Linked DNA regions of Mus musculus: region 2 is linked to region 1. A link is a loop called in an ENCODE intact Hi-C map of the cell type or tissue named here. Cell type or tissue: left cerebral cortex. All regions are shown on one strand. Each heading gives the region's core, and the rest is flanking DNA. Links, peaks and the distances in the headings are about the cores only. Region 1 has its middle 20 kb from the start of Slain1. Region 2 overlaps Scel (sciellin).

Region 1 (15,803 bases), core at 3,304-11,303:
GGCTCTGCTGGTTTTCATGACCATGTTACTCAGAGATTTCTCCCCTCCCCCTCCATGCTTTTATCATGTGGCTGTGGGTTCTGAGGGGAAGACTACATAGTCCCATTATGAGAATATCATACTGGGAGCTAAGTGAGTGATGTTGTCTTAACTTTAATTCTCTGGCTAAGGTAGCTTTTGTTAGGTTCCCTCTCTTGTCAAGTACTTCTTATTTCTCTCTTTCCCTACAAAACTCACTTTTTAAAATTTTATATTTTTTTTTATTTTTATATTTTATCACATTTCTATTCCTGCATAAGAGTGCATGTTCGCACACATGTGCACATGTGCATATGCCATGGTACAGATGTGGAGGTTGGAAGACAACTTGAAGGACTTTGTCTTCTTATGCCACATAGGTACTTAAGATTGCATAGATTGGTGTTATATACTCTGTGTACGGTATCATCTGTGCACACACCCCATGCATTTGAGTATGTCTCTATTTTGTGGCACTTTAAGATGCTTCAGGCTCATGGAAACAGGTTACCACATCCCAAGAGACAACAACAGTTCTTACCTCTTTACTGTTTGCTTACTGATTCTTTAGATTTCTAGCCTATAACACACATTTCCTCACTCTCTACTGTATAACCAGCTAGCCAAGACATTCATGATTTTATTTGAAATGATCTGACTTCGGGCATCAGTTTTTATATAAATTATGGCTTTACTAAGTGTCTATAACAAAGAACACCTAAGTTAACTACCTCAAACAGAGAGGTCTTTTTCCTCATTGATTCTCATGGTAAAACAAAAGTTGATTTTGTACACAAAACTGTTCAGAGCCGTATTGTTGCTCCGTCGGGTTCTCGTGCTCTGTGATCAAAGTTGGCTCAGCAGCTTCACACTGGCCTATGACTGAGAAAGAGAATGAAAACGTTATCGCCTTGTTCACAGCAAGCTGCCACTCAGTGTTGACCATGCCTAACTACAAGGGAGGCTGTGGAACATGTTTCTGGTGCATTCTCCTGCTACTGTCCTACTGCTGAGAGGAAACACCATGACCAAGGTAGCATTCAAAAGAAAACATTTAACTGGGGGTTTGCTAACTGTTTCAGAGGATTAGTCTATGAATATTATGGCGAGGAACACAGCAGCAAGCAGGTAGGCCTGGCACTGGAGCAGTATCCAAGAGCTCACATCCAGTCTGTAAGTTGTAAGCAGACACAAACACACACCGGGAGGGGCAGAACAGAGAGAGAGAGAGAGAGAGAGAAAGAGAGAGAGGGAGGGAGAGAGAGAGAGAGGGAGAGAGAGAGACAGACAGACAGACAGACAGACATGGACAGAGTGGGAAACAAAAAGAGAAAGAGAGGGAGGAGACAAAGGAAGGCACCGAATGAGAGACACCACACGGAGGAAGACAGAAAGAAAGACAAAGAAAGAGGGGGGAGACATAGGGAGATAGATGGGGGGGGTACTGGTATGTGCCTTTGAAACATCAAATCTACCCCAGGTGACACACTTCCTCAAACAAGGCCACACCTTCCTAAACACCTTCCACACAGAGACATTCAAATAGATTAGTCTAAGGGGGCATATTCATTCAAAATACCACAAATGTGTTGAGTCAGTACTAAAAGAAAGTGGGGATGTGATTGTGTCAGCCATAGATCCCCATAAGACAGGCTCATAGGATTATTCTGTGATAACTTACCAGCGGCTGCTAGTTCATAGTCTAACTGGACATGGTCCTTATAGACAAAACACTGTGGCTTGAGTTCCCAAATCCCTTAGAATATTTTTTCTTGTTTTAGTTGTAAAGAATGTTTGACATGTTAATGATTTTGTCCTGATGCCATCCTTTTTTTTTTTTTTTTTTTTTTTTTGCCAGATGTAAAGATGAAGAGAGATGAGGAATCTCCAACCATGACAAAAAAACCATGAAAGGGCCCATTTATCATTGGTAAAGCTAAGACTGGCACTCAACTTGTTAACATCTCCTTTGCTAAATATGCTGTTTTTAAATGATTATACTAACCTAAAAATTACCTCACCAGAACAGAGCAGGGTGACAGATTAAACCTTTCATGCCATTTTAAAACTTTGGATACTTTGGTGTTTTATTAACTTTTAGATGTGTAGAAATGCACTGTTGACCCCCACTTGACATGTGGTGATCATTCATCCAGATGATATTTTTTGTCATATATTTGCAAAAATAAGTTGTAGTATATCTTGCCTTTGTGTAGATTTCTTCTTTCTGAGTTTTTTTTCCAGTGTTGAGTTAGTTAAATTTAAAGCCATTTCAAATCTACTTCCCGTGAAATGCTTTATAGTGCCAAGCCCTGGAACTGAAGTTAATATGGATAATATACACTCCAGGTCCCCAAACCACTGTTTATGATTACTGTTAGACCTACATTGTTAGATGTGCTCTGTAAAAATGACTGCAGTTTGTTACTTTTAATATTTCCTGTGGAAGTATTCTTTATCGGTCTGCAATTGTGTGAAGCCCAGGCTGGCTTTGATCTTGTGATTCTCTTGCCTCGGGCCTCAGCTGTCTTATAGACCTTAGCCATTCCATTCAACTGTTTTAAGTATAGATCCCCTTTTCGCTTGTAACTTTCACCCTTAAATTGCCTGTAAAAGATAGCCCACAGTGCATTTCTGCGAAGTCTGTGGGTCTTTAACACCATCTTCACTTTTAATACATCCACACTGGTTGGGAGCGCTAAAATCCACCATTTACTTCTGACGGAACTGCAACTCGGAGAGATCCCCCAAACTGTAGGAGAAAATGTAGCCTACCTGACACACTGCCCTTCTAACTAAGGAACATGGCACAGCACGCTTCAGAAGTCAGCACACTGCATTCTGCAGTAGCACAAGTAGCCTGCTGCTGGCCTGTGGAAGAGTCTGCACTCTCTGTGCCTCCTTCAGCTTGCTTCTTCCTCATAGAGACCTTGGTGGCCTGAAGGCTCACTGCTCAATCTGAGGTAATGTGCTAACCAATCACAGTTGATGGGCTGCCTCCATATAAGTGGTTGCTCATGTAAAATAGAGCAGACACTGTTCCTTAAAACCATTGCCACAGTAGTTCATCTCTGTGCTCTTTACTGACCCAGGGCACAGCTGTCTTGTAGGAGGACATCCAGGTAACAATGACACTTAACCCCTGTTAATTATGATTACTTATTAAAGAAATTCAGAAAACCTGTGGAAACTATGATATTCATAATTATGGTGAGAGGGTGCAATGGGCAGAAGCCAAGGGAATAGGAGCTCAGGATGGTGCTGAGAGATGGTCATGTTGATTTCAGTCATTCTCCTCAGGGCTGCTGCATTCTGTACCGATTCTCCCCAGCAGTGATTTGTGAGCACGCGTACTGAGGAAGGGCGTTCAGAAGAGCTCCTCGTAACTTTGGTATCTAGGATTTTCACTTAGTCATGGCAGCAGGCTGGCCTCTGGCATGCCTGACTTTAGTTTCCAACCCATCTGAATGTAGAGAGATTTGGAGTTGTCAAAAATCCCCCCTTAAATCACTTGGCTATTGTATCGTATCTAGTGTGACTTGAGATTCCAGGGAAACCTAGACATATTCAGAAGGTGGATAATTCAAAGTTACCACCCTGGAGCCTATGTAAAAACACTCAAGCCTCTCTCTGAGCGAGGTTAATCTTTTTCTACACAGCCTTGATGCCCACAAGGAAGCTTTGTAAATCCATATGTGCTCTCAGTCCCATAGCTGTATTACACTAAGACGGGGGCTCAGCTTTTGACACATAACTAAACCGGATTCCATCTTTGTCTAGTGCCTCTCAGCGGTTTGTCAAGGGGACTCAAATATATACTGCAGTTCACTTCTATTTGCTTTCTCTTTCCTCTCCTCTTTTTTTGTCCCCAGCACAAACTACTCCCACACGCAACTTAAAGCTTGAGCTTTCCTAATGTAATTCCCTTCTCTTCTCCTTCTAACCATAGTACTCAGCGCACACACTTAAGATGGACTTTAGCAGAGCATTGCCCTTGTCCCTTAGGAGGTGAGAGGTGGAAATTGAGGGGGCATATTTTCTCTAACAGAAATAACAGAGAAAAATCAAAAGCTAGTTCTGTATTCATATTTTGGCACAATAATAACTTCACTCACTGGACAGGAGAGGTCTTTATTCAAGTGTGGTTTAGGATCTAGTATCTTACCCTTTCAGAGACACCATTTATCTGGGAAGTTTGCAGTCATTGAGTTGAGGAAATATTTCTCAAGAATCACCATAGGCCCAGATGACTAATGGGCTTAACTCCATGCTTTGACATGGCAAGATGAGGACAAATAAACATGAAAACATCCAATGTCAAAGATGTCTTCTTCCTGTTTCCCTCCCCAACAACTCCTCCTCCTCCTCCTCCCCCTCTTCCAACTCTTCTTCCAGCCTCCCTTCTCCTCCCACTCCCCCTGCTGCTCTTCCTCCGGCTCCACTACTGCTTCTTCTTCCTGTCCTGGGATTGAAAACTCAGCACCGAATGATTCATCCACAGGACAGAAGGAAAATGCCTGAAGCTTCTACCGCACTTGGACAAAGAAAAGCGTAGACACGTGTGTTTATATTTAACTCTTCCAAGAGATGAGGGTGTCCATGGAGGTGCAGGCAATAATGATGGCACTCATAAAGGAGAGACAGGAGAATCATAAATTCCAGTCTGCTTAACCAGACTCTATCTCAAAAATTAAACAAAGCCACACTGTCAATGACTTGGGTCAACACTTGTGTGTGGAGGGGGAGTCCATGGTGAAATGTCAATATTTAGTAAAGAGAACTGACGTAGAGACAAGGATCCCTCTTCATTCATGTCTTCCGGCTGTTCTTCAAGTCATTAACTTGTTCAGACACACTCCTGGGGAAATCATAACCAACTCTGGAAACGCTTCAGAGCTTATTCTTCAGGAAAAAAGGGACCAAAGAAACCACTTCCTTTTTATTCTATCCCCTTGCTTCAGCCTTAGGCTTTTCTATTTTATTTCAATATCAGAAGACTAATGGAGTGATAGTTAGTGATACCTTTACAATATTACAATTACTATGTTTAGATTTTTTAATATAAGGCATCTAAATATATCATTAGCTATAATTTCCCAGTCTCCTTAAATATCCACATAGTGTTCACAGTTCCCAAAATATCCTATAAGCCTCTTTGAATTACTTGTTTGAATTATGAGTATAATCTCTAGACACTGACTTTTCTTAGTATGGTCTTGACTCTTTTGATACACAGAAGTAAGGTTTGGATCTAGAATGTGTCCAAAGGCACATGTGTACATAGTTTGGTGTCCCAGTTTGGGCTTTTGGAACTTAGTGAAACTTTGAGAGGTGGGGTTAATGGGAGTCTTCTGGTCACTGCAAGGTGTGCCCATGAAGGGAACAGTGGGATTGTAGCCCCTTCCTTGACCTCTTTTTCTCTTCCTAGTAATGATATGAGGGGTTTTCCTCTGCCATGTGTTCCCACCTCGAGGGGAAACACAGAGACAAAGACAGAGGGACACACTGCGCACGGACTGGACCTTCTAAACTGTCAACTAAAGCCAAATCCGCTATTGTCTTCTAGACTGGTTGTCTCAGGTGAGCGTTGTAATGATGGGAAGCTGACGCGCACAGGTTCTTCCCTCAGTTCTCCTCTATCTCTCTTAGCAATTTTGTTGTTAGAGAAGACCAACATCTGGATCTCTCCCACCCAACATTTCACAGTTTTTCTTTGGAGAAGCTTGCACAGGACACTCTACAAGAGCCTTTCTCTCTCTCCAGTGTGTGGGAGCATGGAATCGGATTCAGGTTGTCAGAATTGGTGACAAGCCCTTTTACACACCGAGCTGTCTTGCTGGCTTCTGTATTTTTGATTTATACACATTTTCCACCTCTGCGATAGTGGTGGTGGCAACAGTGGTGGTGAAATGTATGAAAGCCAGCTCTCTGTCTCTGTGTCTGTCTCTCTGTGTGTCCCTGTCTGTCTGTCTGTCTCTTTCCCCATGCACACATCTGTACAAGTGCATATGTGTGGTCAGAGAACAATGTTTGGTATGAGAACTCAGCAAGTAGCCTAAGCTGGCAGGACAGACATCTCTAGGGACCCACCTGTCTGTTTCCCATCCCTGGGATTACAAGTGAATTTCACCATGTTTCTCCCTCCCCCTCCCCCTCTCCTCCCCCTCTCCCTCCCCCCATTGTAGGCTCTAGGGATTGAACTCAGGACCCCATGCTTTCAAAGCATTTACTGTCAGCTATATTCCCAAACCCACAATCTTCTTAGTGACATTAAGTTCTTCCATCAGAGACACATAATGTCATTCCTCACATTTTATAAAGTTAAGAACTCATTAGAAATTTCAAAAGGTGGTGTTCCCCTCATTTCATTGATTAACCAGTAGATTCCAATGAAAAGACCTTTATATCATCATCGATATGGCCACTATAATTTTGAATAGAAAGTATAGAGGGAATATGTTATACCTTATTAGTTTTCTGAATCATAAGTCAAATCTAATATGCCTCCCCCTAGAGGATCTACATGTCAGAGGGTCATTTTACCTAAGAGGTGTAAACAGTTTTGATGTACTTTAGCTGAGGGTTGTTAATATTTTGGTTTATACTGAATTTTTTTTTTATCTTTGAGTGGTTTGAGCTCATAGAATTATCTCCCTAGTGGTTTTTTACACAACCCAACTATTTTTTGGTACGAATTTCCAGGGTTATCTAGTGCATTTCCTAGACCTTTTTTGGTGTAAATGGTATTTAAAGACCTCAAGAAGCCTACAGAGTTACCCACTGCTACCTAATTGGTTTACATCCCTAGCCTGTTTCAGCGGTAGTGCTAAATATAGGCTTTCTTTGATAAAAAGGAGGAACAAATTTGTCCTGATATTGGAACTTGCTTTATTGTGGAACCCAAGTTAAAGCATCTCAGTGGCTATCTGTCTCCTGTGCTAGTCGAGTCAGCTCTCAATGATGCAAGCACGCTTTCCCTGTGGCTTACTCTGCCACGTGTGGAGTCCACAACTTTAACCAAACCAACACCAACATCCACAGTGTGTTCTCTTCAGCAGCTCTAGGGAAGTGATGGACGCTGAAATAAAGCTGTGGCCTGTCTGTCTGTCTGTCTTCTGTCTGTCTTTCCTTGGTTCTGATTTGTTGGTTTTTTTTTTTTTTTTGTTCATTGTTGTTGTTGTTCTGTCTTATTTGTTTTCGACACAGAATCTCATGCATCCCAGGCTAGCTTCAAACTCACCATGTAGCTAAGAGTCAGCCTTGAAGTCCTAAACCTCCAGCCTCCACCTCATGGCTGATGATTCTTTCTTAAGCAAAGACAAATCACATAGTTTATACATCTTTCCTTTGTGTTATTTAAGTTCTGCATAAATCTGTTGGAATGCTGTTTTATGTTAGAAGTCCAACTGGGGGGGGGGGGCTTTTCTTTTCCGCATTAGCACCTTTTAATTCAAATGACTTACAAGGATGTCTATAGCTGGTTCTTATCTCTGCTGTACACTAGCTGTTATTTGATACCATATTTGCAGAGAAACACTCTCTCAATGGGACAAGACTCACAATGTGTTGGTGTCCCTCCAGGAGAAACTCGACACAGTTGGGGGGTCAAGCCGTACATGATTACACCATGTCTATGCCTGGTACCCCCCCCCCAACAGTTACCATAGCCACTTTGAAGTACTGAAGTAACAGATGGCAAATTTAAAAGAACAGCTTTTAAAAATTTAAACCAAGTCCAAATGTAAACCTCCCTCATCGTCTCCGTTCCTTTCTGTGCCAAAAGGAGAGAAAACATCACAAGTATGATTCCGAGATGCTTATTTTAAAAATATCATTTATCCTAAGTTTTAAAATTCGCTACAAGTTATATTAAACAGTTTTTAAAAAACACCAACCCTCATTTAAAAAAAAAAAAATTAAAGCCAAAACCCTCTGTTCCTCGCTGATGACCACGATATAGAGGCAAGAGTCACAAACCTAGGACTGTAGGAGGCAAGAGCAAAAACACAAGCCATAGCCCCTGCCCACTTTAACCTACCACATGGATATATCATAGCATATCATAGCCATCAACACAGGTGGGATTTGTTTTTAGGAGAAAAACATGGCATGTCCTTTGTTTTTATTTAAAGGGAAGAATCCTAAAGCCTTAAGGGCGCTCTCTCCCCTGGGTAGGAGCGGGCATGCTGGCGAAGCAGCCTCCACTGGGTGGCGCACTGGAGGCTCGTTTTCAGTCACAGGTGTTGACTGTGGTGGAGGATTATGGTACGCTCTTCTTTTAAAGTAAATGATAAAAGAACACAGACTTATCAACATGACATTCAAAGTTTATGCTGCGAAGCACTCACAGACCCTATGTCCAAGCACAACCGTAGAACAAAGAAATAAAATCACTAAGATGACATTTATGGGTCAGGAACGTGTGGTGGGATTCTTGTGCGGGAGGTCCCAGGGTAACTTGCTTTGAAAAGAAGCAGCAGAGGCAGTAAGAATACCAGTTTTAGGGCCTGAAAAAAGTAGGAAGGTCTCTGATCCTCTCTCTTCTCTCTCTGTCCCTCCCTCCCTCCCTCCCTCCCTCCCTCCCTCCCTCCCTCTTTCTCTCTCTCCCTCCCTCCCTCCCTCCTTCCCTCCCTCCCTCCCTCCCTCCCTTCCTCCTTCCCTCTCTTTCTCCCTCTTTCCCTCCCCCTCTGTCTCTCTCTGGTACTTCTTCCTCAGGAAGAAAAGCAGGAAAAAAGGGAAGAGCATTGACACATGCTGTCGACAGTTATGTCCCAGGAGACTGAGTGCCAGAGAAGAAAGACATCAGGACATCATCACTGTGACCAGGCTCACCCAATAAGCCAGCAATTCTTAAATATTTCTGATATCATAGTGGAGTAAGATCTATCATTCTATCACCCTGACTAATATAGATTGTGGTACCAGAAGTGGGGTTCAGACCCACATAGACATATGTCCATTGGAACAGTATTCTGTACTAACAAAGTTATTGTATTGGAAAATAAATATTAGATAAAATTTAAATGCTATTTTAGAATACTTAATAATAGTCTAGAGATATCAAACACACACGCACACATATATATGATATGAATGTATCTACACATAGTATGAGCATCATTCCAGAGAAATAGGAAGTTATGATAGCTGTTGTAATTCAATAGACTAGAAAAATTTAGCTATAATTAACGTAGTATGAATAGGAGAAGGGTCAATACTAATGAATTTACTCAAAATTAATCCAACAGATATAAAGAAAAAACTTCCAAAAGATCAGTTAAGAGATAGGAAAATGGATATATGGATAAGTGAGTGAATGCCTGTATACTCCACAAATAAACTTTAAATATTAAATATTTAAGTGTAAATTACATAAAACAAAACACATATACTATTGTAATAAAATATTTAGATTTTAGTAATTGTTAAGATAGTTTAAGTAGCATGTGTAGCATTTAATTTCAAACAAATATATATAAGTTGCATATATATGTGTAAACACTAAAAGCTTAGATAAATGATATATGATTATAAACTGTTTATGTGTACAGTACAATGTACTTAATATAGTATATATATATATAATATCTAAGTAGATATGTGTTATTGATCATGTGCTAGACCATTTAATAAATCCTATCAAATTCCACTAAATCAGATTTACATAGACTATGGTTACTTATTACAATACAAATTAAATAATTATTAATATTGACTAATAAAAATATACAGCTATATATATATATATGTATATATAAATGAGAATTATATTCTGAAATTGCCGAAGTAATTTCATGAGTCAAGACACAGTTATAATGCATTTAAAGCCAACAATGATAAAAACAGAAAATTCCAAAATGTATGGGGAGCAACCAAATTATTTAAGGCAAAATTTAGATGTAAGTTTACTCAGTAACAAGTGACATTTATGTATAAGACATTTACATATATGACATTTGTCATAGGCAAGATTCTACTTCAAATATTTCCAACCCTCTGATCACACAGTATGGCAGTACACAGTCCCTGTTCCCTTGGCATTGTGTGCAGTTGTGATGGTATGGCTTGTTTTAATCAATAGACTTCATATAGAATGAGTTTTGGAGCAAGCACACAGTTGGCCAGGTCCTCTCTCCTTACACTAGCAATTTTCAGTCTTAGTGGAGCTGATCTCCCTTGGCCAGCATCCCTGATCAAGGATAACAGCCCGCTCTGTCCTGGATCTCTGTCAACCTCTGACTTCTCTCCTGTCGCTCCTCTTGTGCTATAGCATCCACAGACTTAATGTGTGCTAGAAAGATGGCTCAATAATCAAGAGTGCTGGCTGCTCTTACAGAAGACCCGGGTTTGATTCCCAGCACCCACATGGTGGCTCACAACTATCTGAAACTCCAGTTCCAGGGGATTAATGTTCTCTTCTGGCTTCATGGGCAAGTGGCAGGTAATAAATAAACAAATCTTAAGATTAAAACAAAGTAAAACGCAAAACCTTATACCACCATCTCATTACCCAGTTAGGCTGCACAGCCATTACCTACATTTCTGCTGAATAATTTTCCACCTTTTTTTTTTTTTTTTTGTTACTTCACTTGCTGTCTCCTGGGGTGAGGGTGGGGGAAGTCTTTGGATGAGCTAAGTTTTTCTTGCTTGCTTTTCTCTCTCTTAAGACAGGGTCTCTCTGTAAATCTCTGGTTTGCCACTGACTCTCTGTATCTACCAGGATGGCCTTGAACTCCCAAAGATCTCCCTGTTTATGTATGCCTTCCAAGTTCTGGGATTAAAAGAATTCACACCACTCTTGGCCTGAAGCGATGCGTGTATAAGTATATGTATGTCTATATACATCATACATACAGTGGTCAGGAATGTCAGAAGTGGGCATTAGATTCCTGAAACTAGAGTTACAGGTGATTGTGAGCCAGCAGATCCCCTGGAAGAACACCCAGTACTCTTAAATGCTGATCTATATCTCCAGCTCCATTAATAAAAAACTTAAAAGTATTATACCAGCTAGTTTTCTGTCAACTTGACACAAGCTAAAGTCATTAGAAAGGAGGGAGCCTTGATCAAGAAAATGTCTCATAAGATCTGGCTATAGGACATTTTCTTAATTAGTGATCAGTTGGGGAGAGCATAGCCCATTTTGGATGGGGCCAACCCTGGGCTGGTGGTCCTGGGTTCTATAAGAAAGCAGGGTGAGCAAGTTATGGGAAGCAAGCCAATAAGGAACACCTTTCCATGGCCGCTGCAACAGCATCTGCCTCCAGGTTCCTGCCCTACTTGAGTTTCTGTCCTGGCTTCCTTCAGTGGTGGACTACAGTCTGGAAGTGTAAGCCAAATAAACCTTTTCCTCCCCAACTTGCTCTCTGGTCATGGTATTCTGTCGTAGCAATAGAAATCCCAGTTAAGACAGGAAGGTTTCTCCTCCTCTTCTTCTTCTTCTTCTTCTTCTTCTTCTTCTTCTTCTTCTTCTTCTTCTTCTTCTTCTTCTTCTTCTTCTTCTTCCTCTTCCTCTTCCTCTTCCTCTTCCTCTTCCTCTTCCTCTTCCTCTTCCTCTTCCTCTTCCTCCTCCTCCTCCTCCTCCTCCTCCTCCTCCTCCTCCTCCTCCTCCTCCTCCTCCTCCTCCTCTTCTTCTTCTTCTTCTTCTTCTTCTTCTTCTTCTTCTTCTTCTTCTTCTTCTTCTTCTTCTTCTTCTTCTCTTTCTGCCTCTGTATTGTTTTCTAGTAGCATCTGGGAACTTTCAGATATTTTTTTCCATGTGCTAGTAAAAACTGCTTCTAATTATCATCAAATTACATTCTGAGTCTAAAGATAGACAGTTAATGCTGGTTGTAAAGCTGTAAAAGTCTCCTATTATGAATTCTCTCCTGTCCCATCTGATTGGCTATTCACTATTTACCAGAGATTGGCTATTCACTTTTTATCATCTGATTTGTTAAAGGCAACCATATTTTTTGCAAAGCATTCAATAGTAATCAATACATATTATTCTGTCTGATAACAAGTTATTTCTGAAGATAAAAACCAAGACCATACAGATATACATTGCTTCATAATAGGGGTTTATCTTGAAAAAAATGTGTTTGAGATTATTTCATCATTAAGAGAGCTATGATGTAGTGATCAGCTATGTGTGTTAGTTCTTGCTGTGATAAAACACTATGATCACAGAAGCATATAGAAGGAAAGGTTTTTTGGATAGAGTTTCAGAGGGAAAGAGTCTGTCACAGTGGAGAAGCATGACAAAAAGCACCAGACTTGATGGTTGGGGCAAAAGATTAAGGCTCACATCCGGAATCACAAGCAACATACAAAGAGGCTTTGGAATCTCAGAACTCATTCACAGTGACATGCTTCCTCCAGCAAGGCCACACCTTCTAAACCTATCCAAACAGCACCACCAACTGGGGACCAAGCACACAAACCTCTGAGCCTATAAGGGGCATTCTTATTCAAACTATGATCATAATGACGCAAACTTTCTATAACAAGATTCTCATCAGCTTCCCTGTGGAGACCAAAGCGGCTCCTAGATTATAGCTTCAATGAAGATTATCTCCTTATAGTCTTATTATTACTGTTTTCTTAAAAAATAATTATGTGCACAGAGTGTGTACACTCCTTTGAACAAACACAGTGCAATGTTTGGAAACTGAGTCGTGGTGTCCAGTGATTTGACAGGCCTAGGGCTGTCTTGTCTCTCTGCTGTTCTCCAATGAAACTTACTGGGTTCCAAGAGTGATGCCCTGGCAGCTGTGGAAAGCCGCCCCCACATTCGCCGTCACAAGATGGCGCTGACAGCTGTGTTCTAAGTGGTAAACAAATAATCTGCGCATGTGCCAAGGGTATTTCTCCACCCCATGTACTCTGCCTTCCCCGTGGCAACAACTCGGCCATGGGCTGCAGCCAATCAGGGAGTGATACGTCCTAGGCGAAGGATAACTCTCCTAAATAGGGACGGGGTTTCGCTTTCGTTTTTGGGTTTGAGTTTTGCACTCTTGCTCCTGAAGATGTAAGCAATAAAGTTTTGCCGCAGAAGATTCTGGTTTGTTGTGTCTTTCCTGGCCGGTCGTGAGAACGCGTGTAAGAGTTGGTGCCGGAAACCCGGGAAGAAAAACTCGGGACGGGAGTTAACCATCACCGGCGCAAGGAAGATTCCTCATTCCGGAACCAGAACTGCGGGTCACGGTAATGAAGGTTCCCGTAAAACAGACTGTTGAGAAGGATTCAACTGCGTGAATTCAGAACTCTTCAGCTGGGGAACAGGGTACCCGTAAGTATAGCTTTACAAGGTAAGTCTGGCCTTGAACTTTCTAACGAAATTCAAGACAGTCTATCAGAAGTAAAGTGGGAAATAGCTTTACAAGGTATGTTTGGCCTTGAACTTTCTCTAGTGTTAGAAGCCCTTTTGTTCCTTTTCACATGTTATCAAGTGGTTAAGGCAGGGCGGATTCTGGATGAAATTCGAGACAATCTATCAGAAGTAAAGTGGGGAGAGAGAGTAGGAGCAAAGAGGAAATATGGTACACAGAATAAGTATACAGGCCTTTCCATGGGTCTTGAACCCGAGGAAAAGTTAAGGTCAGGTAAGAATACCTGGGGAGAGATTAGAAGGAAGGAAAAGAAAAAAGAAAAGAAAAAAGATCAATTAGAGAAGCCAGCTCTTAGTAGCTCTGAATCAGATGACGAATTCTCCTCTGAAGAAACAGACTGGGAGGAAGAAGCAGCTCGTTATGAGAGAGAAAAGTGCCAGCCAGATAAAATGCGAGCTAATTGGTCAAGAAAAAAGCCAAAAGCGGCTGGCGAAGGCCAGTTTACTGCTTGGCCTCCGGGCAGTCGGCTTCAAGGTGCACTTCCGCCCTATGCGGAGACCCCGCCCTGCGTAGTGCGTCAGCCCTGCGCAGAGAGACAATGCGCAGAGAGGCAATGCGCAGACTCATTCATTCCCAGAGAGGAACAAAGGAAAATACAACAGGCATTTCCGGTCTTTGAAGGAGCCGAGGGTGGGCGTGTCCACGCTCCGGTAGAATATGTGCAGATTAAAGAGCTTGCCGAGTCGGTCTGTAAATATGGAACCAATGCTAATTTTACCTTGGTGCAGTTAGACAGGCTTGCCGGCATGGCACTAACTCCTGCCGACTGGCAAACGATTGTAAAAGCCGCTCTCCCTAGTATGGGCAAATATATGGAATGGAGAGCTCTTTGGCATGAGGCTGCACAAGCGCAGGCCCGAGCAAACGCAGCTGCTTTGACTCCAGAGCAGAGAGATTGGACTTTTGACTTGTTAACGGGTCAGGGAGCTTATTCTGCTGATCAGACAAACTACCATTGGGGAGCTTATGCCCAAATTTCCTCCACGGCTATTAGGGCCTGGAAGGCGCTCTCCCGAGCAGGTGAAGCCACTGGACAACTAACAAAGATCGTCCAGGGACCTCAGGAGTCATTCTCAGATTTTGTGGCCAGAATGACAGAGGCAGCAGAGCGTATTTTTGGAGATTCAGAGCAAGCCGCACCTCTGGTAGAACAGCTCATTTATGAGCAAGCCACAAAGGAGTGCCGAGCGGCCATAGCCCCAAGAAAGAACAAAGGCTTACAAGACTGGCTCAGGGTTTGTCGAGAGCTTGGGGGACCTCTCACCAATGCAGGTTTAGCGGCTGCCATCCTTCAATCCCAAAACCGCTCCATGGGCAGAAATGATCAGAGGACATGTTTTAACTGCGGAAAGCCTGGGCATCTTAAGAAAGATTGCAGAGCTCCAGATAAACAGGGGGGGACTCTCACTCTTTGCTCTAAGTGTGGCAAGGGTTATCATAGAGCCGACCAGTGTCGCTCTGTGAGGGATATAAATGGCAGACTCCTTCCCCCGCCTGATAGTCAATCAGCTGATGTGCCAAAAAACGGGTCATCGGACCCTCGGTCCCAGGGCCCTCAAAGATATGGGAACCGGTTTGTCAGGACCCAGGAAGCAGTCAGAGAGGCGACCCAGGAAGACCCACAAGGGTGGACCTGCGTGCCGCCTCCGACTTCCTATTAATGCCTCAAATGAGTATTCAGCCGGTGCCAGTGGAGCCTATACCATCCTTGCCCCCGGGAACCATGGGCCTTATTCTCGGCCGGGGTTCACTCACCTTGCAGGGCTTAGTAGTCCACCCTGGAGTTATGGATTGTCAACATTCCCCTGAAATACAGGTCCTGTGCTCAAGCCCTAAGTGCGTTTTTTCTATTAGTAAAGGAGATAGGATAGCTCAGCTGCTGCTCCTCCCTGATAATACCAGGGAGAAATTTGCAGGACCTGAGAGAAAGAAAATGGGCTCCTCAGGAAATGATTCTGCCTATTTGGTTGTATCTTTGAATGATAGACCTAAGCTCCGCCTTAAGATCAACGGAAAAGAGTTTGAAGGCATCCTTGATACCGGAGCAGATAAAAGTATAATTTCTACACATTGGTGGCCCAAAGCATGGCCCACCACAGAGTCATCTCATTCATTACAGGGCCTAGGTTATCAATCATGTCCCACTATAAGCTCCATTGCCTTGACGTGGGAATCCTCTGAAGGGCAGCAAGGGAAATTCATACCTTATGTGCTCCCACTCCCGGTTAACCTCTGGGGAAGGGATGTTATGCAGCATTTGGGCCTTATTTTGTCCAATGAAAACGCCCCATCGAGAGGGTATTCAGCTAAAGCAAAAAATATCATGGCAAAGATGGGTTATAAAGAAGGAAAAGGGTTAGGACATCAAGAACAGGGAAGGATAGAGCCCATCTCACCTAATGGAAACCAAGA
Region 2 (15,803 bases), core at 4,596-12,595, 79 kb before region 1:
TATTCTAAGAAAGCCCTCTACAACTGAGCTCTGCTCCCAGCTCCTCTGGGTCGCATCAACGGTGGGGTTACGTGTTTAGAGCTATGCTGCTTTAAGTGAGTTCTCACAGAGCTGTGCTACAGAGAGTGGCTTAACCTAAAATCATGATTGGTGGATAACCACACATTACCATGCACCTACAGTTTCCCCCTGTTCTCTGCACATTAGGTGAATTTTACCTTAAAGCAGAGTAAAGGCCCTTTCTGGGGACTTTGCTCTGTTTCCTTTGTTCCTTTAGAGGCTAAAGTTTAGACAAATTCATTTTTGTTTTCATTATATACATATGGTTTTATGTCACCCATAAAACTAGAAATAAATCTATGTGACACAGTATAAACTCCTAAGTACTTACCCAAGGGATTCTAAGTCAGCATGACCCAGAGAAATGGGAGGGCAGGAGGTTAATAGAGAAAGGGTAACAAGGGGGAAATATTCTCAATGGACAGTAGATACCTGTGTGAAAATACTTAACGTTAGTTTCTTAAAACCAAATACACCAGTGTTCACTGCAGCACATGCTCACAAGAGCTGAGCTAGGGAAACCATTCTAGGTAGCTAACAGTGGAGGTGAAGAAAATGAGGCATAGAACATGACAAGATTCTTCTCTTCTCTTCTCTTCTCTTCTCTTCTCTTCTCTTCTCTTCTCTTCTCTTCTCTTCTCTTCTCTTCTCTTCTCTTCTCCTCTCCTCTCCTCTCCTCTCCTCTCCTCTCCTCTCCTCTCCTCTCCTCTCCTCTCTTTCTTTTCTTTTCTTTTCTTTTCTTTTCTTTTCTTTTCACAATAAAGCTATGGCTAGATTGAAGTTATGTCAATGGGAGATGCTTGCATTAAGCAATTCAAGCCAGTTTACTTCAGGAATGTTGGCTAGAATATTCCTGGCTTCCTAGGTCCCCATCCCTTCCCCAGCCCACGTCTCCCTCTCCCTCTCCCTCTCCCTCTCCCTCTCCCTCTCCCTCTCCCTCTCCCTCTCCCTCTCCCTCTCCCTCTCCCTCTCCCTCTCCCTCTCCCTCTCCCTTTCTCCCTTGGTCACATCGAGAGCTATATGCAGTTATATCCCCACACTATAAGGTCATCTTTCTAGCAGATGTTGAAACTGAGGTTAGCTTTGCTGTGGCATTCCTATCTGCTTTAACATCCTGTCAGAGTGTTCTAGCATATGGTCTAAGAATCAGATTTTTTAACTAGAGAATAAAGTTGTTACTTCATTATTAACTACATCACGAAGATAGACAAAGAGGAAGGACAATGTGGTGACATACATGAACCTGCAGTCCAGACTTAACAGCTGGCATTCTTTCAATTTTTGAGTTTTTAAGGAAATGTCCACACTTTTGGTGTCAAAGGAAGTGAAAGAGCAGTTCATCTGGGGAAGAATTGCCTGAAGTATAGGGTCCTTCCTTCCTACTCCGTTTATGAAGTATTGTTTATTCTATTTCCAAGGCTTTCTGTAAAAATTATCTTGCTGCCTTTTAGCTATCAATGTCTTCCCACCCCAAGACATGGGGGTGGGATCAGCCATTCAAACACAGTGGTCATGATTGATGCCCTTTCTTAACAGACAGTCCTGGTTCCCACCACCCCCTCCTGGTCACAATGCCTCTCCAAGCACAGCAGCCAGCAGAAGGTAAGGGGAGGTGTCAGAGGTAATTGCTATGTCACGGATGGAAGAGTGTATTAGTCACTGACAGCATATAATTGTGGATGGTTTTGAATAAATTGATGACAGTTTTGTGAACCCTGGAGAAGACAGTGCTCAGTGGGAGTGGGGTCAGACTTACCCCACGCCCTTGGTGAGAAACCTGACAAGCTGTGAGAAGTGAGCAGGTGCCCATTTTAGTATGCAATGATTTCTGTGAAAAAGTGCTACAGATGCAGGGGAATCAACAGTGGGAGACTTATCACCTCACTGAGACAGATGTGATCAGGACCAGTTCTTCCGAGGGCCATGAGTGATGTCTGCGCTCCTAAGAAGCTGCTGGCTTCCTGGCAATCATAGGCATCCCCTTGTCCGCACAGTCTGACTTTCCGTGTCAACTGCCACCTTCACCTGACATCCTTTCTGTGCAAATAGCTGAGTATACATTTCTTTTGCTTTAAAGAACACCAGATCTGTTGGATCAGGGCTCCATCTTATTCCAGTATGACCTCATGTTAACGTAGAATATCTGAAAAGACCCTGCTTCCCCCAAATGCCACATTCTCAAGGAGAATGAGTCAAAACTTCCACATGGGAATCTCAGGGCACACAACTCAGCCCCTAACAGTGAATAGGAGAGAACTGAGTCAAATTTCAGGCTGGGGCGTCACTGTGGGTCCATCTGCTTCAAGTCCAAATGACAAGTGGGGATATGTGTGACAAATTCCTTGGAAGCACAGAGTGAAAAATAAGTGATAAGTGAGTGTTTTCTCTTTACTTGGTCTTTTGAGAAGAAACATAACTTAAGTCATAGACCTCATTCTACAGTCGCCATGCAGGGCACACCAGCAATTCAATAAATAGCTAATAGATCAATCATTGGGTCAAAGGTCACTCTGGATTATTGGGCTGTCTTGGTGAATAAAACACAGAGCCTCTGTCTTGGATTTTAGAGAAGTGTCTTCTATAGGTGTTGAACTCCTATGGTGTATGTCGCCACTAACACAGGAGGGAAGTGTGGCCTCTGACTGATTTTTATTTTAGGTTTGCATTCTGATATCCAAAATTTTTCCATGTGAGAAGTCGAAATATCTTCACCAAAATAATTCCATATTTCAATGGGATTTTGTCCTGCTTGTAACTGTCAAACTGTATGTGTGTGTAATATAATATTGGCATATTTTCTAAATGTCCATCTGCCACACACACACACACACACACACACACACACACACACACTTCCAGTGTCTCTTTTATTTCCAAAATGATGGAAATTTGTAGAAATAAATGTCCTTTAATGTCACCCTTGAATATGTCCTTTAATATCATTGGATCTGTAAATATATAAACCAGTTAGTTGGTCAAAGAAATTAAGTTCCTTATTCACATCTTTGTAAATATTTACATATAGATTTGACATGCCAATAAAGTCATAAGATACATTAAATAACCATAATATGGAATAACATCTACTTTCTCTTAAAATGTTTTCTTCTTGAGCATATATATCTGCAGGTGACTTCCTGCTACATGAACGGCCAAGAATGACTGTATTTCTAGTGTGAAGCCTCCCCTTTCTCAGGATATCACGAGATAATTCCTCTACAGCTATTCACATTTCTCTTTGTCGGTTAAAGTACTCCCCCACCCCCACCTCTGAGTGTCATGAGAGCTATTCCTTTTTCTCTGATAGGCAAGAAATGGTATTTTTGCTAGAAGTATTTACTAGATATTTCCAAAATCACTTTTATTTTTTGATCTGTTCTTCCTGCTTCTGGTATTAATATAAATGATCATCACAATGGACAAGTGATTATATGACTTCGTAAAAATGTGCAAGGATTGGTCCTGAGTCAAAATCTCATATATTCAAGGCCTGTTGAGCTTGTGGGTATGAGTTTGCTCGGAGCCGGCAGCCCTGGCTATCAGCCACAACAATTCAGCAGTTGGCTGGATGTGTTTAAACAAGGAAGATGAAACGAATTACAATGCTCTCTTAAAAAAAAAAAAAAGTCTGGCTCAGATCCATAGCACTAGAACTAAGGAAATGGGACTGTGGGTTTCATTGATCAGTGGAACTCTCAGCTAGTGTTTAGGAGCACGGGTATTTACATAATGCCCAGACATACTAAGGCTTCTCACTGAGGAGAGATGATACAGCCACGCCGGGCATAAGGCCTTGACTCTAAAGGCACAAGCGCTTTGGAGTTGAATACGGTGTCTTCTTGTTTAATATCTTCAATGCCAGTGCCTTGCCAGGGTTGATAAGTAGACTTTGTAATAAGTGCCAAGAAAAATTAAAAAGGAACAATTATAAATGACGAAAGGGAGTGAGCGCTACTAAAACAGATCTCTGTCCCCATAGGAACGAAAGTGAATGAAAGTAGGTCAGCGACAGATAAAACTGGGGGACCGTGCTTTTAACACCAGTTACGAGCATAACGCTGATGTGGCTTCTCTGGATCTTTCACGATACACTGGGATCCTCACCGTTTCTCCTCCCTGCCCCCTTCCCTCAAAGCACAGTCCTGCTGCCTCACTGGGCTTTCAGCCCATTGCACAGGTGCGCTCTCACGGCGCAGTCACCCCTGAACTGTTTTATCTTCCACCTCCTCTCTGTGTTGTATACTTACACATCCTCCAGACATCCAACATCCCAAGAGACATCATCTCTCCCAATGGTTTTCTCTAGACCTCTGCAGCCTCTAACGCTGTGGATCGTACCCTTAACTTGCTGTGCTAGCCAGGAATTCAAAGCGAGCTGTGTTTGGGTTGAAAACTTGTGCTGGCTGGCATAACCTGGACCAGAGGATTTGTTTTCCTAAAGAAGGTCAGGATTTCATAGTTTTATTATCTGTGTAATATCTTTGTTTACACGTGGATGCTTTTGCCTATGGCTGTCAGTTTATCTAGATGTACATACTAGCTTTTATATCTACAACGGTATCTCTATCTACATATTTAAGTAAACAAGGCCAGCAAGATCTGCTATACTTTAAACAATCACCTACCAGTCTGAAAGGACATTTAAAATAGCTTTTTTTTTTTTTAAAAAAAAATCACATTTAGCCCAGGTATCATGGTACCTGCTTTTAATCCCAGCACTTTGGAGGCAGAGGCAGGTGCATCTCTGAGTCTAGCCTGGTCTATATAGAGAGTTCCAGGCTAACCACGACCAGACAGGACCCTGTCTCAAACAAAACAAGCCATGTAACACATCACATAGCTAAGTAAAAAATGCACACATTCCAAATAAAAGCAAAGCAAAGCCAAAACCATAAACAAACAATAACAACAACAATAAACCAACCCAAGACTCTTCACATGTTCTGAGGTTTTCACGGTCATACAACTTAAACATTCGCCATAACTAAGTTTGGACTCTTCCTGAGCTATATGTGAAGCCCTGAAAACCAATAATGAACAACATTATAAACAATAAAACAAAATTGTTTTTACAGAAGAAAATGTGAATGGCACAAAGACCAGTTTCACGTTTCGAGATACCACTCAGACAGGCTTTAAGTAATTTGCAAGGCTCACGAATAGAATTTGGTAAAAGATTTGACTATGTATGGCTTTACTCTTGTCATGAAAAGAAATCAAATGCTCTCAAACTTGAATTGTGAGAAATTAATTGTTTGAGTCATGTCTTTGTTGCTCATAACTGCTTTAGTTTCAATAATTTCTTAACTAAAAGTTCAGACTAAATAGCATAAAACTTCTTAAGGGGATGATAATTTTCTGTTCCATATCCATTAGTCTTGAAAGGAAGGGTTCAGGCATGAATGATTAAACAAAATAGAGGGCAAAGTTGAAAAATAGGAAGGCTTGGAAGGCTTTTCTTTTTTTTCTTTGTTTTTGTTTTTGTTTTTGTTTTTGGTTTTGGTTTTGGTTTTGGTTTTTTGAGACAGGGTTTCTCTGTATAGCCCTGGCTGTCCTGCAACTCACTTTGTAGACCAGGCTGGCCTCGAAGTCAGAAATCTGCCTGTCTCTGCCTCCCAAGTACTGGGATTAAAGGCGTGCACCACCACCGCTGGCCAGGAAGGCTTTTCATTTGGGATAAATATTAAAGAGACAAATTGAATTCGTGACAATAGGGCACAGCATGTAAGCGTTGCTTAAGCAAACCCATTTCCCCCTTCTAACTGATTTCTGAGGTTGCTCTTGGTCAGGTCAGCGCTCTGCTCACTGGATAGTAAATGCTGTTTTGAAACATAAGTAACTGGCCTAATGTTTTGAATTATCAAGATATGTCAGCAGGTTTATATTCTCTGAAGTTTTATCTGATGCCATCAGCACAAATATTTTCCTTTCATTTTTTTTTATCAAGACTGAATAAAAAAAGGTAGCTTTATTAGCTATTCTTTATTGCGTTCACCTGTCTGTTCTGCCCCGGGATCAAGCCTTACTGTTTTCTCTTTATTCAAATCTTTCATCTTAAAAATATCATCTTTGACAGTTTCTGGGCAGATCGTCCAAATCCGTTCAGTTGGCACTCTTTCTCTTCATCCTGCCAATGGTTTCCATCTGCATTTGACTGGTTTGCATTATCTTCAGCTCTTGGGAACAGCTCTCCCTAAGGTCACTGATGGCTTTGGTGATAACGCCCTGATGGCCCAGCAGGTCCTTCAGACTAGCACTTTCACAATGAACAGCTACAACTACTGCTTCAAGACTGTGCTAACCACTCCCCGACACATGTTTCTAGACTTTTCTTTTCTTTTTTTCTTCCTTTTTTTTTTTTTAGTTTTCTTTTATTGGATATTTTATTTATTTACACTTCAAATGTTATCGCCTTTCCTGGTTTCCCCTTCGGAACCCCCCCTGCTTCTATGAGAGTGTTCCCCACCCACCAATCCACCCACTCCAGGCTCCCTACCCTGGCATTCCTGTACACTGGGGCATTGAGCCTTCACAGCACCAAGGGCCTCTCCTCCCATTGATGCCTGACAAGGCCATCATCTGCTGCATATGTGGCTAGAGCCATGAGTCCCTCCATGTGTACTGTTTGGTTGGTGGTTTAGTCCTTCGGAGCTCTGGGGGATCTGGTTGGTTATATTGTTGTTCTTCCTATGGGTTGCAAACCCCTTCAGCTCCTTCAGTCCTTTCTCTAACTCCTCCACTGTGCTCAGTCCAATGGTTGGCTGCGAACATCTGCCTCTGTATTTGTCAGGCTCTAGCAGAGCCTCTCAGGATTTTATTTTAAATAATTCTCTTTTAGTTGCCTTTCTTCTTCATGACTCAATCATTATGTATCAGTGTACCTAAAGCCCAAAGCCATCTCCTCTCTCTTCACAGTGCTCTGTGCTCCTGCCTTCAGCAGGGGTGCAAGGCCAGGATGCCAAAGATCACTTGCTCCTCCAGAACTCTCTGGTTTTCACTGGATAGTCACCTGCTTGCTTGACACTTTTGCTTAAATGTCTCAGAACAATTAGAAACACAGCTCATGATATTTGTGATTTACTGAGTCCTCCCCTTTCACCTTAGTTAACACCATCACCATTCCCAGCCATTTGACACCCTAGTACACCTTCTAGTTTCTTTCTGTTGCTGTGATAACATAACCTTGACAAAAATCAACTGAGGGGAGAAGGAGTTTTATTTCATCTTACAATTCCAGGTTACAGTCCACCATCACGGAGAAGTCAAGGCAGAAACTTCCAACAACTAGTCATACCTTGTCTATGGTGAAGGCCAGGGACTTGCTTGTGCTTGTCTTGACTTCTCCACCTTTATATAGCTCGGGATTCCTTATCTAGGGGATGGTGCCACCCACAGTGGGCTGGGACTTCCTCCATAAATTAACTTAGTTAAGACAGTTTCCAGAAGATATGCCTACTGGCCAATTCAATGGAGAAAATCCCTCCTTGAGATTTTCTTCTCAGGGGATTCTAGCTTGTGTTGACAGCTTCAGTTTACCAGGATAGAACTTGGAGGGTCCCCACAGTTTCCTACTTAACTACGAGTACCTGGTCCATAAGTGGACCTGGCCCCCAGCCTTCTAAATTCATTTTGAATCCAGTCGCCTCCTAATATTTATATCATCCTGAATCATTTTTTTTTCTTTCTGGATTATCAGTAGGAGATCTCTTTATAGTCTCTCACTCTTACATCCGCCCTTTACTCCTCTATGTAAGTGACAAGGTTATATCTATAGAAATACTAGTAATCAGACCAGCTCACCTCCCCAAGTAACAATTACAATGGTTTTACATTACCCTAGAAAAATGAGCCAGGCTTTTGGCAGGACGACTCGGAGTTGCTTGCCCTTCATCCATCATGGATCCCCCTTGTTTGGTTCAGTAACTTAATCTGTTGCTTATTCTACTCTCTACAGGTCAGGTGTTTGTCACTGACTGGAATTTCTTACAGGACATCCCCACGGATGCTCCGCTCAGCAGCCTCATACTCCTTGTTTCTACACCTCATTTTTCATCCTTTCAGAAAATTCCCACACTATTTATGCCAGACAGTTTAGTTCTGCCATGTCCTAGGCCTGGAAATCCCGGAAGCGCCCATTCTTGTAACCAACGGGAGCATTCATTGACCCACACTCTGGGCATCCAGTCTTAAAGGAGGGTTCCGTGCTACCTTTTACAACAAAACTATTCTTTCGAGTCATAGCCATACCAACAGTTACTGCCACCCTCACTGACAAGTTCTATCACTGACCTCTGTGTCTTCCTTCTCTTACCCCATCATTAGGGTAGTGTTTGAGATTAGCGTGGGCCAGGGAAAAGTCGCCACTAGGTGGCAGTAGCACACTAATCTTAGTTTGGTGCTTTGCAGGGTTCGCCTGTTCAGAGCAGTGAGAGTCTCCAAAGGCCACACTAATTGCACGTGAGCCACACTCACAGGGGAAAAGGGAAGGGGACTCCTGGGAGGCGAAGGGTCTTAAAGGGAGCTTATGTGTCCGGGAGATGGCTTTTGGGAGTGTGGTGGGAAATTCCTGTCCCAGAACTCCAAGGGGCCACTGCAGCTCAGAGTTCTTTATGATAGCTAAATGTGGCAACCTCAGGCATAAATAACCAGTGTACCGGCAATACAAGGAGTCACACACAGAACGTCCATATCCTGTGGGAGATCTGTTACGCGCGGGAAGCTTGTAATGTGGACTTGGGGGACAGATCTTGGAAGAAGAGAAGTATTTTGTATTTGTATTTGAATATGATGTAATCACGCAGTGTCAAATGATTGCTCAGGGCATGCGCAGTAGGACCAAAGACGCTGCTACTATGTTTAGCATTGAGCAGGTTGGTTCTGGGATACTTGAAGGACATGTTTGTGGAGGCGATGCTCAAACAATAATAAATGCTTGGATGTGGGTTGGGATCAGGGAGGAGCGGGGTAAGAGGCTGAGGGATCCTGACTTAGGGATGGACATCAAATGTGACATATTTAGAATGAAGTTACTGTGGAGACGATCAGATAAGAAGGGATGGGTATGGAATGCTGCCCAAAGGGTTTTTTTTTTTTTCTGAATTCTGTATTCAGAAAAATTAATAATCCTTACTGGGCAACTAACAGTGCCTTACCTTTAAACAGCTGCTATAGCCTATTCATTAAATACGTGGAGTCATCTTGTAATCCTTTGCAGCATCGAGCAAATGTATCCATAGTTATTTATTAATAGACATGTCCATCCTTGATTCTGATCCCTACTGTGTGTAAAACAATTCATTTCCTCAGCTTGTTACCGCCATGTGACTTTGTAGTTAACTGAGCCTTGTTCTATGTGCTTAGAGTTTGAGGACTGACTAGATATCTCCCTCCCACCCTACTTTCCTTCTGTCTGTCTCATTCCAGCACAGCTGTTGATCTCTGTCTATGTGTATGAAAGCACTTGGGTAGACTCCAGAGATACACTGGTGTCAGGTCCAATCTCTACTTCAGGAGACTCAAAAGCCATCTATCACTAATCATATCTTTATAGTTTTGTTTATTTTTTAAGTTTCTCCACCCCGTTTTACTGTCATATAATTCCTTTGCAAGGGTGTTAGCATTTGCCAGACTGGAGCCAATGAGAGAACAGGTGACAGGTGCCCTACAGGAAACATAGACTACCCATGTGTCACTGATGGAGAGGGGTCACAGAGCTACCTTCTGAGCCAACCAATACATCTTAAGGAATTCAAGTGCTTCGATGTATCTTGAGGACTTTGAGATCTAGTGGTTAGATCTCATCTAAGATTCATGCATGAACCTTGCTAGCCAGGGACTGTTGCTCAATCCAAACACGGGAGGAGGATGCAGGAGGCCCACATGTTCAAGGCCAGCCTGAGCCACACAAGTGAAGCCGTGTTAGAAAGCAAAGCAAGCAATTTGTTAAGCCATATTACAGGGCTTGCTTAAGAGACAGTATAAATATTCATAAATGCTAGCCAGAGAGAAGAACAACGAAGCTACTGTCTCTATTTCCAGTACTAATAAAACCAGTATGTTTTCTTCTGGAATCATTTTCAAACACAAGGAAGAAAATAAACGTGGGATAGAAATGAGACCATGGACACATACCTGTCGAAAGGAGAAAAGAACTACTTCCTGTGCACCCCCATATCACCTCACCCTTATTCTGTTACAACCTCTTCTTTTATGGGTTTTGACTTCCAGTTAGCGGATTGGTAGAATTAGGGGAGAAAAAAAAACCCTGATTGAGAAGCAAGTTGCCATAGCAACCTTGCACTGTAGTTATATTTTTCTGTCTGCAACTATAAATGGTAAAATGTAACCTTTCTAATTATGCTGCAGCATTGTTAACCCTGTCAGTGCCAAACCCTTTACAAAGTGCTTCACACTCACACAAAGCAACGGATTTCATTTTCATCTCAACAAAAAAAATCTATACACTAACAAGAATCTCTTATAAATATTAATGTTGCCTGCACTTAGTAACATGCCAGAGTATAGATAACTTAAAAAAAAATCATGCCTGTGTCTCCAGACTCCATATTTTAAACAGCCCAGATAGTTAACACATTAACCTTGGTCAAGGTTTGTCCTTTCATTGAAATGGCTTTTGACTAGAATGAGAAAGCTAGCTTAGCAGAACAAATAAAGGCCTTGACCTTGAACAAGGACTTGTTTTCTCTTCAGTTGTTTAGGGACAACTCGGACCCCCTCAGGGACTCCCCACATCAGGTTTAAGCAACTCATGCAGACAAGTAAAACCAATACTTTGCCCAGTGCGGATTTCTGTGCCCCATCCCTCCCTTGGGTCCCTGTTGTTCCTCTGTCTGCCAAAGACCAATGAGGTTGCTGAAACGGAGGTGTTTCAGGTCCAAAGTAGAGTTAAGGAAAAAGTCAGGATACCTAGGGCTTGTCACTTAACAAAACATCATCCTGGCTCAACCATAAAAGCCAGGCAGGTTGGACAAGAAAGAAACAGGTTTGCTATTTAGCAGTATTGTCTCAATTTATCAGAGATTGCTACATAGTTCTCTCAAAATACAAACAAACGCTCTGGCACAATACAGGTGGCTGTCTTTGGGCATTCAAATTGTAGCAAGTTACTTAACTCAGATTTCTTTCCTCCTGATACAGCAGGAGCGGAGCACAGTCGGACCAGGGGGCTTTGCCTTGTGTAGTAAGCATGGGAAGGGGACTTAGGAACAAAGCTCCAGGCGGGGAGCCCTGGGTGGATGCCCTGTGGCTGATGGGGGTGTCAATCAAGTGTCTTCTGAGGACATTTGGGAGGAGCAGGAGCTTGTAAAGACTGTCATTTTTCCTAAGTCTGTCTTTGTACTTGGGGAATGGGGCAGTGCACTTTCTTGTCTTCTCATCTCTCAGCTGTTTAAAAAAAAAAATCACCCAACAGATTCGCGGATGAGTAGTCATTTGAATGTATAGAGTTCATGAGCCATCCTTCCATGCTCTTTCCATTGTATTGCCGAGTGGTGTGCTATCAGAGAGACCACCACAGTTGAGTTATGTACTCACTGAAGGGGGAAAAAAAACACATCAGGGCTTCGAACAGTCCTTGTGGTTTGTGTGAACATCAGTAAAGGATTCTCTTATGCAAATGCCAACGAGTGCTAGGTCACATGATAAGCACACGCTTAACTTTGTAAAGACCTCATGGTTTGGGTCAAAACGTCTGTTGCTTTTGCATGCACACAGGCAAAGGTTAAGAGCCTGGCTTGCTACATTTCCTCAATGGTGTTTAGTATTTTCAGTTTAAAAGCCCTTCTTTTAACTATGCTAATTCGCGCTTTATCTCAGTACTGCTTAGGTGCCTGCTTTCCTAGGGACCAGCTGTGCAGTGTGGCCTTTTGTATCTTTCTTTGTCATATGTACATCTTTTCTTGTGAAGCACACATTTCAATATTTTGCCTTTTGTTGGTGTTGTGTTTGCTTATTTCTGAGTTTTATAAAATATATGTCTTTTATCAGAAATATAAATTTATAACTTTTTGAGTGTGCTGCTGACAGTTTCAATCTTTTAACCATGTATTTGTTAGAACAAAAGTTTTTAAAAACATGTTGAAATCTGATTATTTTTCAGTTTTCATTTAATGATTTATGCCTTTGGTATCGTGTCTAACCCAGGGTCACAAAGTGTTTCTTCTAAATATCTTTTAGTTTCATGATTTACATATAGATTTACGATCTCTTCTGAGTGGATCCCTTTGGGTGGATCCCTTCAAGTAGATCCATTTGAATAGACACCATTTTAGTGCTGATGTATTTTCCACTTCACCTGATAATTCCTGGATTATTATTAATAATAATAATAATTATTATTATTATCTCTTTGCAAAAACTACCTAAGGACTAAAAACTAGTCTGACTGAACAAATACTTCAGAAGTTGTGTCTCTTTGGGTCTATTGACCATCTGTATTAGTTTCTGTTTTTTCTGTTTCTAAAGCCAAAACAAATCTGAAGTTGTGTTCTTATAAATGATTAAGCCAACTAAGACATTAGGCTAATTCTTTTCTTCCTAATTCAGTCTTGTGGGAACTCAAGAAGGGCCCAGACATTGTGATTTGTTGACCTTTTTACTCTAGACCCCAGTACCAGCAGGGTCCAGACCACTCAGGGCCATAACCCGAACTAGTCTTTTTGACAGAGCAGCCTTTGGGAATCAAACCACATCTATTCAAAAGAACCGACTGTTGTAAACTTATGTTCTTGATCAAATCTCAAGTTAAATTTTATTAGGTACAACAGCATCCACATATGTTTGAAAAAGCCCAGTACTCAAATGTTAAGTTACTTGGTCTATACAAATAAATAAATAAATAAATAAATAAATAAATAAATGCCAGAATCTCCAGGGATGGAGAATTCTCTGCGGTCTCTGTCTTCCTGAGTGAGCATCTAGACCAGCCATTCTCTTAGGTAAAGAAACAGAGATTCAAGAAGAACTAGCATGATTTCCAGGCTCATACAACGTAGGCCAGAAGCTGGTCTGGAGCTGAGACCCTGAGATTCTGACTCATTGTTAAGCACCTAGGAAAGTGACCCCTAGCCACTAGAAAGTCACATCATGACAGTCATTTTCATTTGAACATGGCCTTGTGCCTTGTACGCTCTTTGCCATACTTTTTTTAGCCCCATACACTGGTATCTATCCTAACACTAAAACACGGGTGGCTGTGGGAACAAGTTCTTGTTGAGCTGATTGGGTCTGCTTCTCTGGCTTTGAACTTGAAAGCTTCCTGAGTTAGCCTGGGGGGGCGGGGAGGGTTGGACTCTGAGGATGAACCACCAGGACTGATTTAGCAGCCTTTGAAAAATAAATTTGCATTTAAAACACTTGATTAGCTGTAGTATGGTGAAGAGAAAAGAAGCAAGTGACGGACATCAAAAGGTCTGTACCAAAGACCTTGGCTGAGACGCTCACCAGTGTAGGGAAATGTACACAGCTTCCTAACCCTCAGTGGGAAAAAACGCACCCACGTGGTACGCTTATGGAACTAATAAAATGATGCGTGTGAGAGCCTGCTGATACACACTTGTTCCTAAAGTATTTGTAATTTTATTTTTCTTAGACATTAGAGATTTTGATATTTGAGGATTTCGACATTTGGGATTGCAGTTTGCCACCCACCCTTAAGATCCCTAAATTGATAAGGTGACTGTATTAATGACCTTCCTATCTCTGTGATAAAAAACCATGACCTAGGCAACTTGTAGAAGCAGGAGGATATTTAAGCGTATGGCTTCAGAGGAGTGAGAGTCCATCCCTCGGTGCAGGGTAACACAGCAGCGGTCAGCAGCCATGGTGGCAGGAACAGCTGAGAGCTCACTTCTTGGTTCCTACAAGCTCCTTTGATATTGCTGGAATGGAAATGCTATTTGTGCGAGACAAGGAAGACACACGGTGAACTGTGAGAGCAAAGCTCACGGATGTGTGCGTCGGCGGTCCTTGATGGAACCCAGGGCCGTGCTGCAGTTAGAGAAATGACCTCCAACTCAAACTGGAATTCAGGTCTGGGGAGACAAGCTCGTTGCCCCAGAACAACCCTCGGACCAGAAGGGATCTGAAAAACGGGCAACATAAACAGCCCCTTCTACAAGGGGATCCCCTCACCTCAATCTGGTCTTTGTATCATAGTTTGAAACATACAGTTTTCATACATTTTTCTTGAAAACTGCCTGTGTATTCCTTGAAGCGACTCTTTACAGTTACATCCACGGACAGTTACCACTGTGGTGGCATAGATCTTGGGAAAGCTTGTGTGAGGTGCCTGGAAGGGCAGAGGAGAGGCAGGGGACTATCTAAGCTCAAACATCAGGACTCCGAAGTAGAATTCAATTAAGATCGCTCTATAAATGTCCTTTGTTTCCTTCCCTTCACAGCACTCCAGGCCGCAGCTTCCTGCCTAGCTTTCATTTTTAATCCCCCTGCTTGGAACACATAAGGTTCCTGGCACACTGTGAATGTCTTTTCCCATCCTCCCCTCACCCGGGCTTGGGTTCTGTCATCTGTGGCTGTCAACACAAAGATGCAAATGGAAGCTCCTCTGAGGTGAAGTCAAGCCCTCAGGGCATTGCCCTGCAGCTGACCCAGCAGGGTGCAAAGCTCCCACCCAGTGAACTACACGTGCTCCAGGGCTCTTGGCTTTCAGGACCCATATACCTCCAATCTTGGCTTTTATGACTCCGGCCATCTCAGATCTATTTTTTTTTTTTTTTCTATGCCAGCATCTACCTCCCAGACTCAACAAGTATTTACTCTTTGAAGCATCAGCCATTCTAAGATAGAAGAAATCTCATATTCCGCTGGGGTGGGTCTGGTATAAGCAAAGCTTGACATAGACCTGTGTCTCCGTTTTATAACCGTCCGTCCATGTGGTTAGTGCTGCCCTGCCCGTATGCTGCGTATCCAGTGCCCTATGCAGTCCTACTCTTACCCGGGAATGATCTTTATCTTCTGTCTACTTCTGGAAGGGGAGGATTTGATCATCAAATCCTCGCAGATACACTACCAGTTATCAGTTGACGTATGTACCCAACACATGTTTGTTTGTTTGTTTGTTTGGTTGTTTTTTTTTTCTTTCAAGTCAGGGTTTCTCTGTGTAGCCCTGGCATCCTGAAACTCACTCTGTAGACCAGGCTGGCCTCGAACTCAGAAATCCGCCTGCCTCTGCCTCCCAAGTGCTGGTATTAAAGGCGTGCACCACCACTGCTTTTTTGAGAAAAGATGGTGGTGTCGATCAAATGGAATAATCCCAGCATGTATTATTTTCACTGACAAAGAGTCAGTCTTTTCTGTATAATGGGGAGAAAAAATAACACCTGGCTCTGGGATTATAATAAGCACTGACTGAGTTAATTAGTCAACAAGAAGCACTTAGAAGAGTTCTTGACATATAGAAATCTCTTAAACTAGCATGCTGTTACCGGGGTCTGCTCACCCTCCTGCTCCTTTAGGGAACGCCTTCATATGCTCGCCTGTCTTGCTCTCAACGTGCTTTCCTCACTTTGAATCAATGGCTTTGATTTTCTTTTTCTTTTTCTTCCTTCGATAATAGAAATAAACAAAAGACAACTTTCTCTGCCCCAAATCAACTGAGGTGACTCAGCAGTTCTGGTCTCCTCTGTTCCTTTTGATGCAGTGAGTCTGTGCTTCTACCAGAGACCAAACACACACAGAGGCAGACACACACACACACACACACA

What was found. Peaks named below come from ENCODE experiments on the same cell type or tissue, not always from the same donor. Only the 100,000 strongest peaks of a DNase experiment are listed, where the experiment ranks them.
Region 2: a loop joins it to region 1, with 2.6 times the contacts of the local background. A loop is called at or near these places in 4 of 42 quality-filtered maps.

Annotation. Positions count from the first base shown.
Region 1 is chr14:103,622,521-103,638,323 of GRCm38, forward strand. No RefSeq gene overlaps it. Among named protein-coding and RNA genes, the nearest start is that of Slain1, 20 kb to the right of the region's middle. In left cerebral cortex, for the core only: a CTCF peak has its summit at 8,223 (motif pointing right); DNase peaks (open chromatin) are centred at 3,895, 4,552, 7,718 and 8,209.
Region 2 is chr14:103,542,228-103,558,030 of GRCm38, forward strand. It overlaps Scel (sciellin), which reads left to right. Exons shown (of 31, transcript NM_022886.2): 8 at 1,597-1,662. Among named protein-coding and RNA genes, the nearest start is that of Scel, 37 kb to the left of the region's middle. In left cerebral cortex, for the core only: a CTCF peak has its summit at 8,426 (motif pointing right); DNase peaks (open chromatin) are centred at 6,161, 8,437, 8,703, 9,971 and 4 more places; H3K4me3 peaks cover 354 bases; H3K27ac peaks cover 1,190 bases.